Linked DNA regions of Homo sapiens: region 1 is linked to region 2. The links are chromatin contacts, found by Hi-C or POLR2A ChIA-PET in ENCODE. All regions are on one chromosome and are shown on one strand. The core of a region is the stretch at or near the end of the contact, and the rest is flanking DNA. Distances in the headings are between cores, read along the strand shown. Region 1 overlaps SNX27 (sorting nexin 27). Region 2 has its middle 16 kb from the start of RIIAD1.

What was found. A loop is a pair of places that touch in the nucleus more often than their neighbours do. ChIA-PET counts read pairs that join two places held with the same protein, here RNA polymerase II (POLR2A).
Region 1: a loop to region 2 is called in a map of Right ventricle myocardium superior, with 4 times the contacts of the local background. The contact joins two enhancer-like sites. A Hi-C loop is called at or near these places in 3 of 168 maps with a recorded cell type or tissue (GM12878, Right ventricle myocardium superior and astrocyte of the cerebellum). POLR2A ChIA-PET finds 5 or more read pairs at or near these places in 6 of 52 experiments (GM10248, H1, HCT116 and 3 more).

The regions. Positions count from the first base shown.
Region 1 is chr1:151,676,007-151,683,543 of GRCh38, reverse strand. SNX27 (sorting nexin 27) reads right to left here. Exons shown (of 12, transcript NM_001330723.2): 8 at 99-188. Among named protein-coding and RNA genes, the nearest start is that of CELF3, 37 kb to the left of the region's middle. Within about 2 kb of position 2,588, at least 8 of the 41 ENCODE cell types and tissues checked have a DNase peak (open chromatin) inside an H3K27ac peak, as active enhancers do.
Region 2 is chr1:151,734,231-151,741,453 of GRCh38, reverse strand. No RefSeq gene overlaps it. Among named protein-coding and RNA genes, the nearest start is that of RIIAD1, 16 kb to the right of the region's middle. Within about 2 kb of position 1,298, at least 3 of the 41 ENCODE cell types and tissues checked have a DNase peak (open chromatin) inside an H3K27ac peak, as active enhancers do.

The sequences.
Region 1 (7,537 bases), core at 1,339-3,838, 59 kb after region 2:
CACTAACCAGGTTGTAATCCTTTCAAAAATGACTAGGACTATAGGTTTTAAAGGTAGGAAGGGGCATTTTTAAAGGGATTATGGGGACATAAACTTACCATGACCATTTTTCTTTGTTCGTATAGCTTCTGTAATTGATAGGACTTTTCTTCTGCTTTGATGTAACCTTTCTTCACATCATCGACTGCCTATCACCAAAACAGAAGTAGAGCAGAAAGGAGTGTAAAAATCATTATTATGTACATTCTCGATGAAAACAGACACAGACGCATTTTCAGAAAATCTCTTATCCACTTGGACCACCATCATTACCAGTGAACTCTGCCACATGTCCAGGGATATGGTCTGGCTCTGTGCCTCCACTCAAATCTCATCTCAAATTGTAGTCCCCATATGTCGAGGGAGGGACCCGGTGGGAGGTGACTGGATCATGGTCTGGTTTCCCCATGCTGGTCTCATGATAGTGAGGGAGTTCTCACAAGATCTGATGGGGTTTTTTTGTTTGTTTTGAGACAGAGTCTGGCTCTGTCACCCAGGCTGGAGTGCAGTGGCACAATCTCGACTCACTGAAACCTCCGCCTCCCAGGTTCAAGCGATTCTCTTGCCTCAGCCTCCAGAGTAGCTGGGACTACAGGCATGAGCCATCACGCCCAGCTAATTTTTGTATTTTTAATAGAGATGGGGCTTCACTACATTGGCCAGCCTAGTCTCCAACTCTTGACCTCAAGTGATCTGCCCGCCTCGACCTCCCAAAGTGCTGGGATTACAGGCATGAGACACCGCACCTGGCCTAGATCTGATAGTTTTAAAAACAGCAGTTCCCCCTGCATGTGCTCTCTCTCTCGTCACCTTGTGAAGAAGGTGCTTGCTTCCCTTTCACCTTATGCCATGATTGTAAGTTTCCTGAGGCTTTCCCAAGCCATGCGAAACTGTGAGTCAATTAAACTTCCTTTCTTGCACTTTGGGAGGCTGAGGCGGGTGAATCACAAGGTCAGGAGTTCGAGACCAGCCTGGCCAACATGATGAAACCCCGTCTCTACTAAAAATACAAAAAATTAGCTGGGCATGGTGGCAGGCAACTGTAATCCCAGCTACTCGGGAGGCTGAGGCAGGACAATCGCTTGAACCCAGGAGGCAGAGGTTGCAGTGAGCTGAGATCATGCCACTGCACTCCAGCCCAGGTGACAGTGCGAGACTCCATCTCAAAAAAGCACAAACAAACAAAAAAAAACCTTCCTTTCTTTATAAATTACCTAATCTCAGGTAGTGTCTTTATAGCAGTGTGAAAATGGACTAACACATCCAGTAACAGGTATACTTATTGGAATAACTAGCATTTAAAGAATATCTGGCAAGCGCTCAAGCATTCTTTTAGGTATATGTGAGAGATCTGGTTTCTCGTGTCAGAGGACTTAAATTCCAGTTATTTTATACATGTGTAAACAATTAGAGAGCACTGAAAGACAGTATATAATGCTGCATTACAATGAAATAGCAAACATGTATGGTACAGACAGTGATATAGGCAGTCAGAATGGAAGCACTTATTGATAATTACAGTTATCAGGGAAGCCTTAGGTGGATCCCCAAAGAACAGAATGAAGAAGAGAAACTATAAGCTAAAGATAGGAAACAGGAATGAGTCTGTGCTTAAATACTTTGAGAAAACAGATTTGCCTGATTTAAATAAGGGAACAGGAGACAATTAAAGATAATGCTGGATAGGCAGACTAACACTAGATTATGAAAAATCCTAAAAAGTAGGCACAGGAATTTAGACTTAAGGAAATAAACAACAGGGAGCTAAAATAAGCAATAAGAAATGGCTCCTTCTTTATTAAAGAAAGTTTGATTTGTGTTTGAAAGCCACATGAATTAACCTGAAGAGAGAATGAAATAAGGAAGATCAATGATGTTTGGTACTCAAGGTGGAAAGCATTTCCCAGAGTATTTTAAGGAAAGATAGTTGGATAGGCAAATGAGTTCAAGATTAAGTCAAGAGGGCCAGGCGCGGTGGCTCATGCCTGTAATCTCAGCACTTTGGGAGGCCAAGGCGGGTGGATCACGAGGTCAGGAGATCGAGACCATCCTGGCTAACATGGTGAAACCCTGTCTCTACTAAAAATACAAAAAATTAGCCGGGGAGAGGTGGCAGGCGCCTGTAGTCCCAGCTTCTCAGGAGGCTGAGGCAGGAGAATGGCGTGAACCCAGGAGGCGGAACTTGCAGTGAGCCGAGATAGCACCACTGCACTCCAGCCTGGGTGACAGAGCAAGACTCCATCGCAAAAAAAAAAAAAAAAAAAAAAAAGATTGAGAGACTAATTCAACTTCTAGTTCTGTCACCTACCAATGTGTACTTGCATAAGTCATGTAAACCCTTTCACTGTGTAAAACTGGAATATCTCATAGATGTACAAGAAAAAGATGACAGATGTTAAGAGTTTTGTAAAGTATATATCAGTAGCTATTATTAGTATCATTTAGCTATTAAGTTCTTCTAAGAACCGTACAAGGATATGAATGTCCTGCCAGGAAGTGACTAATAGAAAGATTATGCCAGTCTCTCCCCAACCTGGCCATACAAGTGAAGGCTCACTTAGGCACCGAGGATTATAGCCACAGAGGGGATGTTCAAGAAGAACCACGATGCAATGTCAATGTCCTGAAGATCCTGAACACTTTCCTCTTCATCACCAAAACACTGTACTGCTCCAGCCAAATTTAAACCAATTATTGAAAAGCCAGCAGAGAAGTAGAGGGGGGAAATAAATAAACAATACTGGTCTATCCAGTTTCCAAAGAAACTTACAGTGTTATTTAGCTCAGGGAAAAGGCTTTACAACTATTTTTCTTTATTTCTGTATTGTTTCGATGAGAATAAGAATATAAGAATACTGTCTTTCTGTTTTGTTTTTACCCCTAACGCCTAGAACTATGTCTGACTCACAACAGTACTAATATTTGATGAACACTTTCCCAAGGCAGAGGTGGGTCACAGTGATTATCTACTCCAGCAATTCCAAGTGAGCTCTTTTACACATGGGGCAGTAAAAATGGTCTTCTTTCATTTCTAATCAAGAAATTGCTTACCCAGGTGTGGTAGCTCACGCCTGCAATCCCATCATTTTGGGAGGTGGAGGCGGGAGGATCACTTGAGGTCAGGAGTTCAAGACCAGCCTGGCCAACATGTTGAAACCCCATTTCTACTAAAATACAAAAATTAGCCGGATGTGGAGGAGGGAGCAGGTAATCCCAGCAACTCGGGAGTCTGAGGTAAGAGAATCACTTGAACCCGGAAGACGGAGGTTACATCTCCGTGAGCCCAGATCATGCCACTGCACTCCAGCCTGGGAGACAGAGCAAGACTCTGTCTCAAAAAAAAAAAAAAAAAGATTACACTGCTTGACTGACTAAGTGGAAAACATAAATATCACCACCCTAGTTTCCTTTTCTTCTTAAATTTTTTTAATTAAAGTAAAAGATGTATATAATTTAAAAAAACAAAACATATAGTACTAAAAGGCTCCTAATAAAAACAGCAGCCTCTGATCCCAGAGCGTCATTCCACAAAAGCAACTACTTTTAGGCACTTTAAGCAATTTCTTGTGATAATCCCTCCATAATTCTAAATGGCATGCTTACATTGACAATTCTTGACTTACCAATTTTAGACACTGTTGACTTACTGTGTTGAAAATATTTGGTTTTAACTCTCTTGTAGCACCCAAACACTCCCACTTCCTCTTCCCCCAACTTCTCAATAAAAAATTAAATACTCAATAACTGCATTATTATAAATATGTAAACACTATTCACAACTAAGCTATATACTATGCTATGACTTCCTTTCTTGCAAAATTTTTTATTTCCTCTGAGGTTAAATGCCTCGTGTTTTTGTTTGTAACTTCCCATGTACCTATCACCAATTTTTCCTCCACAATAACCAAATATCAAAACTCTTTTACTTAGACATTCATTTTCTAAAAACTGTCAACGGTTGTCATTTGCTGTGGTATCCTCCCTTGTTCTCTTTGTCCTTGCAAGTTTACGCTTTTTAAAATTCCAATACTGCTACTTTTGTGAGCTTTCAGGAAACAGCAGCTTAAATGTGTGTACACTTTGCTAGGTTTAGCCAGAATTTAAATATAAATGATTAATTTCTACCTTATTAATTTTTAAGGAAAAGGTTCATTATTACCATTAGCAACTAACATATAATATCTCATCAATTTAAATGAATACATTATTTCATATTTTAACATTTCTGAAATTGGGATGTATCTTACAATCAATGATGTATCAGTTTAACTGACAGCTTTTTTCTCTTATCAATACATAAAATAATGGTGCATCTTATAATTGATAACATTTTAGAACTGTGAAATTCGTTAAATATTCCTACCATCAAAATATGATACAAAAATAATTGAAATTAAGTAAGAGAAATTTAATATACTTTTCAAAAGATACAGTTGTTTACTTAGTCCATCAAAAAACAGCTGCCAGGCACAGTGTTTGTGGCCAGGTGCGGTGGCTCATGCCTGTAATCCCAGCACTTTGGGAGGCCAAGCTGGGTGGATCATTTGAGACCAGGAGTTTTGAGACCAGCCAGGGCAACATGGTAAAACCCCATCTCTACTAAAAATACAAAAATTAGCTGGGCTTGGTGATATGCAACTGTAGTGCCAGCTAGTTTTATACTTCAAAAAGGCTGAGGCATAAGAGTCATTGGAACCCAGGAGGCACGGGTTGGAGTGAGCCGAGATCATCCCACTGCACTCCAGCCTGGGAGACACAGCAAGACTCTGTCTCCAAAAAATAAAAAACAAAACAAAAAAATAAGTCATTTGAGATGGTGCAGTCACTATGGAAAATAGTATAGCAGTTCCTCAAGAAGTTGAAAATAGAACTGCCATATGATTCAGTAATCCCACTTCTGGGTATATTGAAAAAAGGATCTCAACAAGATATCTGCACACCCATGTTCACAGCAGCATTATTCACAATAACCAAGAAATGAAAGAAACCCAACTGTCCATGGATCAATGGATAAATTAAATGTGGGATATACATACAACATATTATTATTCAGCCTTAAAAAGGAAGGAAACCCTGTTATATACTACCACAACACGTATGAAACTTGAGGCCATTATGTTAAGTGAAATAAGCCAGTTATAACAAAGGCAAATAGTGTATAATTACACTTACATTAAATATCTAAAGTAGTCAAATTCATAGAAACAAAAAGTAGAATGGTAGTTGCCAAGGGGGAGAGGAAAACGGGGAGTTGTTTGATGGGTACAGAGTTTCAGTTTTAATCTTTTGCAAGATTAAAAGAGTTCTGGGCCAGGAGCAGTGGCTCACGCCTGGTAATCCCAACACTTTGGGAGGCTGAGGTAGGAGGATCGTTTGAGGTCAGACGTTCAAGATTATGGTGAGCTATGACCGCAGCACTGCACTCCAGCCTGGGTGGCAGACTGAGATTCTGTCCCCTCCTTTAAAAAAAAGAATTCTGGAGATCTGTTACACAACATTGTGAATATACTTAACACTATTGAACTATACACTAAAAATGGCTTAGAAATTTAAAAAATTATCAAATTGTATACTTTAAATATGTACAGTTTATTGTATGTAAACTATACCTCAATAAAGCTGTTTAGAAATCATTTGAGGCAATAGGAAAGTTCAGAAAAGTTGCTGGATATAAGATACTGCTCCAAAAACATTAACTTTTCTAAATACTTAAATACTTTTGTCTTCTAGTTTTATACTTCAAAAAGCAATTTCACATGCTCTGCCCTCACTTAAATTTTGATAAGCATTAAAAAAAAGCAGCCAGGTGTGGTGGTTCATGCCTGTAATCTCAGTGCTTTGGGAGGTCAAGGTGGGGGGATTGCTTGAAGCCAGGAATTCAAGGCCAGCCTGGGCAACATAGCGAGATACCTTCTCAATTTTTTAAATAAAAAATACATTTAAAATAAAATAAACAAACCCACCTATGAGACACACCACTGTTCCCCTTTAACAGATGAGAAAACAGATCTCAGCAATGTTATGCAAAGGATTTACCCAATGTAGAGCTTATACTTGAATCAGATATTCTGACTCCTAGCTAATGATTTTTCTACTCCAAAAATACAAAGATAAAATATTCCATTCATAATAGCAATAAAAATATAAAATCCTTGGTGATTAATTTAAGGGGGCATTGATAAAACATAAAACCACGTAACTTTTTTTGAGGAAACAAAAGTCAACTTGAATAAAATAGATACTTTATGCATCTATTATTATAATACAACATTTAATTAAAATGGTGATTCTTCTTCAGTAAACTATAAATTTAACAAAATTCCAGTTGGAATAGTAATAGGATAGATACTTTATAAAGTGTTATGAAATGGGTTAAAAATTATTAGAAAACATAAAATGGGAAAGAATATCAAGACTTTTAAAAAAGGAAGGCTTAGCCTTACCAGATATTAAAATATATTATATAGAAACAATAATCAAAAGGGAATACTGAGTCAAAAATAGAAATACAGATTAAGAGCAGAGAGATGCTAAACATAGGCCATATATATACACACACACACACACACACCAGACAGATATAAATTTAATGAAAGACAAGTTAAGCATAATGTATTAGAAATGAATCATTTAATGTATCCTGATGTGCTATGTGGATAGCAATACCAAGAAAATTTAACTTAGACCAACCATTCATTCATACTACACACCACAATAAACCTTGGGTAAATTAAAGCATTAAATATTAAAAATAAAATATTGTGACAAAAGCACACTAAATATAAGTGTGCTATTGTCCTCTTATATTGAGGAAAGAAAATGTTAGTAGAAATCACAATGGAAAAGATAGATAAACATTGTTATACTAAATGTTAAAACTTCTCTAAAACAAAATTCCTGGCCGGGCGTGGTGGCTCACACCTGTAATCTCAGCACTTTAGGAGGCAGAGGCAGGCAGATCGCTTGAGCCCAGGAGTTTGAGATGAGCCTGGCCGATATGGCAAAACCCTGTCTGTACAAAAAATACAAAAATTAGCTGGGTGTGGTAGTGCAAGCCTGTAGTCCCAGCTACTCAGGAGGCTGAGGTGGGAGGCTCACTTGAGCCCAGGAGGCAGAGGTTGCAGTGAGCCGAGATTGTGCCACTGCACTCCAGTCTTGGCAACAGAGCCAGACTCTGTCTCAAAAAAAAAAAAAAAAAAAAAAAAAAAAAAAAAAAAAAAAAAAAAAAAAAAAATTAATAGCACTAAGATAAAAACAAAAACAATGGAACAGAGTAAATATCTATTAAAATGGCAAAGACATAAAAGTTTAACAAAATACAGCAATTTTTGTACAGCAAGGTACAAAAACACAATCAATAAACAGCTGTATTCAAAAGAAAAATATATCTGGGCACAGTGGCTCACACCTGTAATCCTAACACTTTGGGAGGATTGCCTGAGCCCAGGAGTTCAAGACCAGCCTGGGCAACACTGCAAGATCCTGTCTCTATTTTTTT
Region 2 (7,223 bases), core at 49-2,548:
AAAAGCAGAAAAGAGAAAAAGAGAGAAAAAAATAAACTATCTCTTGGAAAATGGGGTACTCAGTTACACTATCAGAATGTTAGCAACATCTCTTAGGGTCTTTGTCAGAGTACTAAATCCCATATCCTAAGAATGGGCTCCCATAGGCCAGGCGCAGTGGCTCATGCCTGTAATCCCAGCACTTTGGGAGGCTGAGGCGGGGCGGATCGCAAGGTCAGGAGTTTGAGACCAGCCTGGCCAACACGGTGAAACCCCATCTTTACTAAAAATACAAAAATTAGCCGGGCATGATGGCAGGCATGTGCCTGTAATCCCAGCTACTCAGGAGGTTGAAGCAGGAGAATCGCTTGAAACCGGAAGGTGGAGTTTTCAGTGAGCTGAGATCACACCACTGCACTCCAGCCTGGGCAACAAGAGTGACACTCTGTCTTAAAAAAAAAAAAAAGAATGGGCTCCCATATCCATACACTCTCCCTTATCAAACTTTATGTCCCACCCTCCTTGATCCAACACCCTCAGAATCCAGTCCCATACATCTCCAACCTGTATTTGCTAGTTAGGTCCTCTTGAACCTCCAGGGCATGGTGCATTTTTTCTCTTAGGGGAATCTTAGCTGAGTTCTAAAAGTACTTAATCCTAGTTATTGGTTTGCAGATCAGGAGAGGAGGTGGGGTAGGTTTTGAAGGGAACCTGTGTGGTCTTGCAAGCCAGAGGCTTCTCTATCATCCTTAAGCAAGGAAGTAGTGATAGCCTTTACCAGGAACAAGTGGGCACTTTTGCAGGCCCAAAAGATGGAGAATTTAAAAATTCAAGATTTTTTAAAGCATTAACCCAGCTGCCCCCACTCCTATGTCTCAGGGTCTCACTCCTTCTTGCCAGTGTTAAGAATTCAACCTTCTTTGGAGCCCTGCTACTGTTACAATTAAATATTGGACCTTATTCTCAATTTTGGGGGGCCTCTAGATACAAAAGATAAAAAATGTCTTTTAAATTGCTAAGGAGGGCCTTGGGCTTTCACTCTTAGCCTTTATTTGGTGATCAATCACCCTCAACCTTTCATTGCCTTTGTCCAATGCATTGATTGCCTCCAGCTAGCCATCCAATTCCATTGTCTTTATAAAACCTGATATATTTATCAGACCTGATATATTTCCCCCACTAAGCATTGCTTTCCCCCAGGATCCCATCCCAGTTCAGCACTAGTGAAAGCTTTGACAGTTGCACTGATACCTTGCTGGGGAATCTCCATGCTCCACCTACTGCCAGTGGCCCTCCCTGCCAGCGGCCAACAGGTATTTCCAGTTTAGAATCTCATTTTAGAATCTGCTTCCTCAGCACTCTTGGCACTGACTGTCAGGCTGGGTTCCTCGGGAAATATACTCTCAGATGGAGATTTGAGTAAAAGCAGTTCATTGAGTCGTGCTCTCAGGATCAACAACACTGGGAGAAAGTGAAGGCCTTAGAACTGGACAGCAGGAACTCAGGAACTGTTGTGGCCCTGCAGAGTTGTCCCCCACTGAGACAAGGAAATCAGAATCATGCAGGGGAATATACTTCCACATTGACCAGTAGATGCAGACTGTCTTAGGAGGGGGCATAATCTTGAATGAATTTTCACTTAAGGGTAACTCCTGGAGGAAGCCCAGCTGGGAACTGTCAGTCACCCAAATTCTTGGAAATGCTGGTGCAACCAGGAACTGTCAGTCACCCAAAATTCCCAGAAGTGCTGGGGGGAGGACAAGGATGAGTGCTTCAGTCCTGATGGGGGTGGGTATCTGGGTGGCACAACAGTATCCACTATAGTACCTTTTTTTCTTTTCTTTTTCTTTCTTTTTTTTTTTTTTTTGAGACAGAGTTTCACTCTTGTTGCCCAGGCTGGGCTGCTATGGTGCAATCTTGGCTCACTGCAACCTCCACCTCCTGGGTTCAAGCGATTCTCCTGCCTCAGCCCCCTGAGTAGCTGGGATTACAGGCATGCACCACCACAGCCGGCTAATTTTTTGTATTTTTAATAGAGACGGGGTTTCACCATGTTGGTCAGGCTGGTCTCAAACTCCCAACCTCAGGTGATCCACCCATCTTGGCCTCCCAAAGTGCTGGGATTATAGACATGAGCCACCGTGCCTGGCCTATAGTACCTTTAAATATGAGAATTGAGATATATTTTTTGATACTTCTCACCTAGATAAGTATTTTTTAGATATTTCTTACAGCTCTAAACGGCTACTCTTTCTTCCTAGTTGGTTTGGTTGTGGAATTTCACAAGGTTACATTACCATGTTACTTTGCCATTGAAGGGGCATCGCAGAGGAAAAGAAATCATACAGTGTTGTATTTCAAAGCCAAACAGACATTGTGTTTGGATTTTATTCAAGATTAGTCCTGGCTAGGTGTGGTGGCTCACGCCTGTAATCCCAGCACTTTGGGAGGCTGAGGCAGGTGGATCACGAGGTCAGGAGATCGAGGCCATCCTGGCCAACATGGTTAAACCCCGTCTCTACTACAAATAAAAAAATCAGCTGGGCATGGTGGTGTGTGCCTGTAATCCCAGCTACTCAGGAGGCTGAGGCAGGAGAATCGCTTGAAACAGGGAGTCGGAGGTTGCAGTGAGCTGAGATCACACCACTGCACTCCAGCCTGGCAACAGAGTGAGATTCCATCTCAAAAAAAAAAAAAAAAAAATTGGCCTAACGCAGCTATAGCTATTGTATTAGTCTGTTCTCACATTGCTATAAAGAAATACCTGAGACTGGGCAATTTATAAAGAAAACAGATTTAATTGGCTCACAGTTCCACAGGCTGTACAGGAAGCATGGCAGTATGTGCTTCCAGGGGGGGCCACAGGAAGCTTCTAATCATGGCAGAAGGCAAAGTTGGGGAGAGCATCTTACATGGCAGAAACAGGATCAAGGGTGGGGAGAGGTGCTACACACTTTTAAACAACCAGCTCTCACAAGAACTCACTATCACAAGAAAGGCACCAAGGGGATGGTGCTAAACCATTCATGAGAAACCCTCCCCCGTGATCCAATTACCTCCCACCTGGCCCACCTCCAACACTGGGGATTACAATTTAACATGATATTTGAGTGGGGACACAGATCCAAAAATATCATTCCACCCCTGGACCCTTCCCAATTTCATGTCCTTCTCATGTTGCAAAATACAATCATGCCTTCCCAACAGTCCCTCAAAGTCTTAACTCCTTTCAGCATTAGTCAAAAGTCCAAAGTCTATCTGAGACAAAGCTAGTCCCTTCGACCTATGAGCGTGTAAAATCAAAAACAGATTGGTTACTTCCAAGATACAATGAAAGTACAGGCATTTGGTAAATATTCCTGTTTGAAAAGGGAGAAATTGGTCAAAAGAAAGGGGCTGCAGGCCCCACACAAGTCTGAAACCGGGCAGGGCAGTTATTCAATCTTAAAACTCCAAAATCATCTCCTTTGACTCCATGTCTCACATTCAGGGCACACTGATGCAAGAAGTGGGCTCCCAAAGCCTTGAGCAGCTCTGCCCCTAAGGCTTTGCAGGGTTCAGCCCCTATAGTTGCTCTCATGGGCTGGCATTGAGTGACTGGAACTTTTTGAGGTTGAGGGTGCAAGCTGTCAGTGGCTCAAACATTTCAGGGTCTGGAAGGTGGTAGCCCTCTTCTTATAGCTCCACTAGGCAGTGCCCCAGTGGGGACTGTGTCAGGGAGCTCCAACTCCACATTTCCTCTCTGCACTGCCCTACTAGAGGTTCTCTGTGAGGGCTCCACCCTTACCAGCAGGGTTCTGCCTGGACATCCAGACTTTTCCATACATCCTCTGAAATCTAGGCAGAGGTTCTCAAGTCTCAGCTCTTGCACTCTGTGCACCCACAGGCTTAACACTACATGAAAGCCACCAAAGCCTAGGGTTTGCATCCTCTGAAGCAGTGGCCCAAGCAGTACCTTGGCCCCTTTGAGCCATGGCTGAAACTGGAGTAGCTAGGACATGAGGAGTAGTGTCCCAAGGCTACGCAGGGCAGCAGGACCCTGGGCCTGGCCCCTGAAACCATTCTTCTCTCCTAGGGCTCCGGGTGTATGATGGGAGGGACTGCATGTGGAGGTCTCTGAAATGCCTTCAAGGCATTTTCCCGATTGTCTTGGATATTAGCACTTGGTTCCTTTTTACTTATGCAAATTTCTGTGGCCTGCTTGGAATTTCTCCCCTGAAAATGGGCTTTTCTATTCTACCACATGGCTGGGCTGCAAATTTTTCAAAAACTTTTATGCTCTACTTCCCCTTTAAATGTAAGTTCCAGTTTTACATCATTTCTTTGCTCATGCATATGAGATAGGTTGTTAGAAACAGCCAGTCCATATCTTGAATGCTTTGTGGCTTAGAAATTTCTTCCACCAGATACCCTAAATCATCACTCTCAAGTTCAAAGTTCCACAGATCCCTTAGGGCAGGGGCACAATGCCACCAGATTGTTCACTAATATATAACAAAGGTGACCTTGCTCTAGTTCCCAATCAGTTCCTCATCTCCTTCTGAGACTTCATCAGCCTAGACTTTTTATCCATATCACTATCAGCATTTTTGTCACAACAATTTAACAAGTCTCTAGGAAGTTCCAAACTTTCCTTCATCTTCCTGGCTTCTTCTGAGCCCTCCACACCACACTCTTCCAACCTCTGCCAGTTACCCAATTCCAAAGCTGCTTCCACATCTTCAGGTATCTTTATAGCAATGCCCTACTCCTCAGAACCAATTTTATGTACTAGTCTGTTCTCACATTGCTATAAAGAAATACCTGAAGGCCAGGTGTGGTGGCTTATGCCTGCAATCCCAGCACTTTGGAAGGCCAAGGTGGGTGGATCACAAGGTCAGGAGTTTGAGACCAGCCTGACCAACATGGTGAAACCCTGTCTCTACTAAAAATACAAAAAATTAGCCAGGTGTGGTGGCATACACCTGTAATCCCAGCTACTCAGGAGGCTGAGGCAGGAGAATCACTTGAACCTGGGAGGCAGAGGTTGCAGTGAGCCAAGATTGTGCCACTGCACTCCAGCCTGGGCAACAGAGCAAGGCTCCATCTCAAAAAAAAAAAAACACAAAAAACCTACCTGTGAGCAGGTAATTTATAAAGAAAAATTGGCTCATGGTTCCATAGGCTGTACAGGAAGCATGGCAGCATCTGCTTCTGAATCATGGCAGAAGCAAAGATGGAATGAGTATCTTACATGGCAGGACCAGGACCAATAGAGAGTAGGAAGGTGCTACACACTTTTAAACAACCAGATCTCATGAGAACTCACTATCATGAGAACAGCACCAAGGGGATGGTGCTAAACCATTCATGAGAAACCACTCCCTAATCCAATCACCTCCCACCGGGCCCCACCTCCAACATTGGGAATTACAATTTGACCTGAGATTTGGGTGGGGACACAGATCCAAAACATATTAACTATTGAATACATGTAATCAAGAATACACTGTACATCTTACATTTTACTTTTGAAACTGTACTGTAATTATCTATGTATCTATGTATCTGTCTTCACTCACTAGACCATGAGTTCCTTGAGGAGTGTGTCTTATTCCCAAAACTTTGCATCTTGAGTACATAATACGCCCTAATATTTGTTGAATGAGTGAATAAGTGAATGAATAAATGAATGAATAATCAATTTGCAAGGTTTCTCTTCAGATACTTTAAAGAAGTAAACATTGAATGGGTATGGTGGCTCATGCCTGTAATCCAAGTACTTTGGGAGGCCAAGGTGGGCAGATCACTTGAGATCACAAGTCTGAGACAAGCCTGGCCAACATGGTGAAACCCCATCTCTACTAAAAATACAAAAATTAGCTGGGCATGGTGGCACATGCCTGTAATCCTACCTGCTTGGGAGGCTGAGGCATGAGAATCACTTGAATGCAGGAGGCAGAGGTTGCAGTGGGCTGAGATATCACCACTGTACTCCAGCCTATGGACTCCATCTCAAAAAAAAAAAGAAAGAAGTAAACGTCTAAGGTACTCATTGAAGCAGCACTGCCCAGGGCTAAGGCCCTGGTCTTTGTAACATCTAAAGAACTTTCTATTACAGGAATCTGTGTGTTTGTTACTATTTTCCCACTCCCAGCCCAGCCTTGTTTCCTCTTCTCTCCCTCCTGCTGACATTCCACTCAGGCCTTGAGCAGGCATTCTCCAAACAGCATGTCAACTCTGCAGACATGCCCAGGAGAGGGCAGCAGAGACCAGTCCAGCTAGACTGAGAGTGGCCTGCTTTCCAGACATTGCCCTTCCTTCCCACCCCGTGGACACAGCAAGGCAACCACACACTGAGGCAATCCTTACTGCAAGCCTAGGGAGAGCTACTGCTCCAATTTTGAAGATCAGGAACCTGACACAGAGGGGTTGCTGAAGGTCACTAGGTGGCAAAGCATGCCTGCCTGTAGCCAGCTTATTAGCTCGTGTATTTGCTCTCTGGATATCAGATCCAATCTGAGCAGCAATTCCAAGACACTCCTAACTTTACCTTAAAAGTAAAATATATCAGAAGAGATGAAAGCGTCCAATTACTGGATGCTCAAGCATCTCCCATTACAAGAAACCACCCTTGACCCTGCTTCCCCCTCCAACGACTGCCCTTTCTCCATTTCCTCTCCCATCCATGCTCCTAGAAAGCTGTCTTCAAGGGCAGTGTATATCTACTTCCATGTCTTCATCTCCCAATTGCCACCAAGTTGACCGCAATCTGACTTCTGCCTACCCCACTGAAGCTATTCATGTTCACATCACCATGACCCAACTGCAAACTCAGTGGAAAACTTTTGGCCAAAATTCATCTCCCCATTTCCCCTGCCCCTACCTGCTTCCCCTCTGTATTAGTGAATGATTCCAGCATTCCTCTTCTTTCCCATGCAAGAAACCTGGAAGTCATTCTAGAATCTACAACTTCTGTAATAACTCCACCCCATTCAAATTACAGGTCCTGCCAATTCCCCTTCCTAAATATGTCTAGAATTCACCTCCTGTTTTCATGCCACTGCATATATCAAGGCCTCATCCTGCAGTTCAGTCTTCCAACATCCCATCGATTTATCATTCAGCAAATGCGTATTGAGCAGCTGCACGAGGTCAGGAGATCGAGACCAGCCTGACCAACTTGGTAAAAATACAAAAATTAGCTGGGTGTGGTGGCACACACCTGTAATCTCAGCTACTCAGGAGGCTGAGGCAGGAGAATT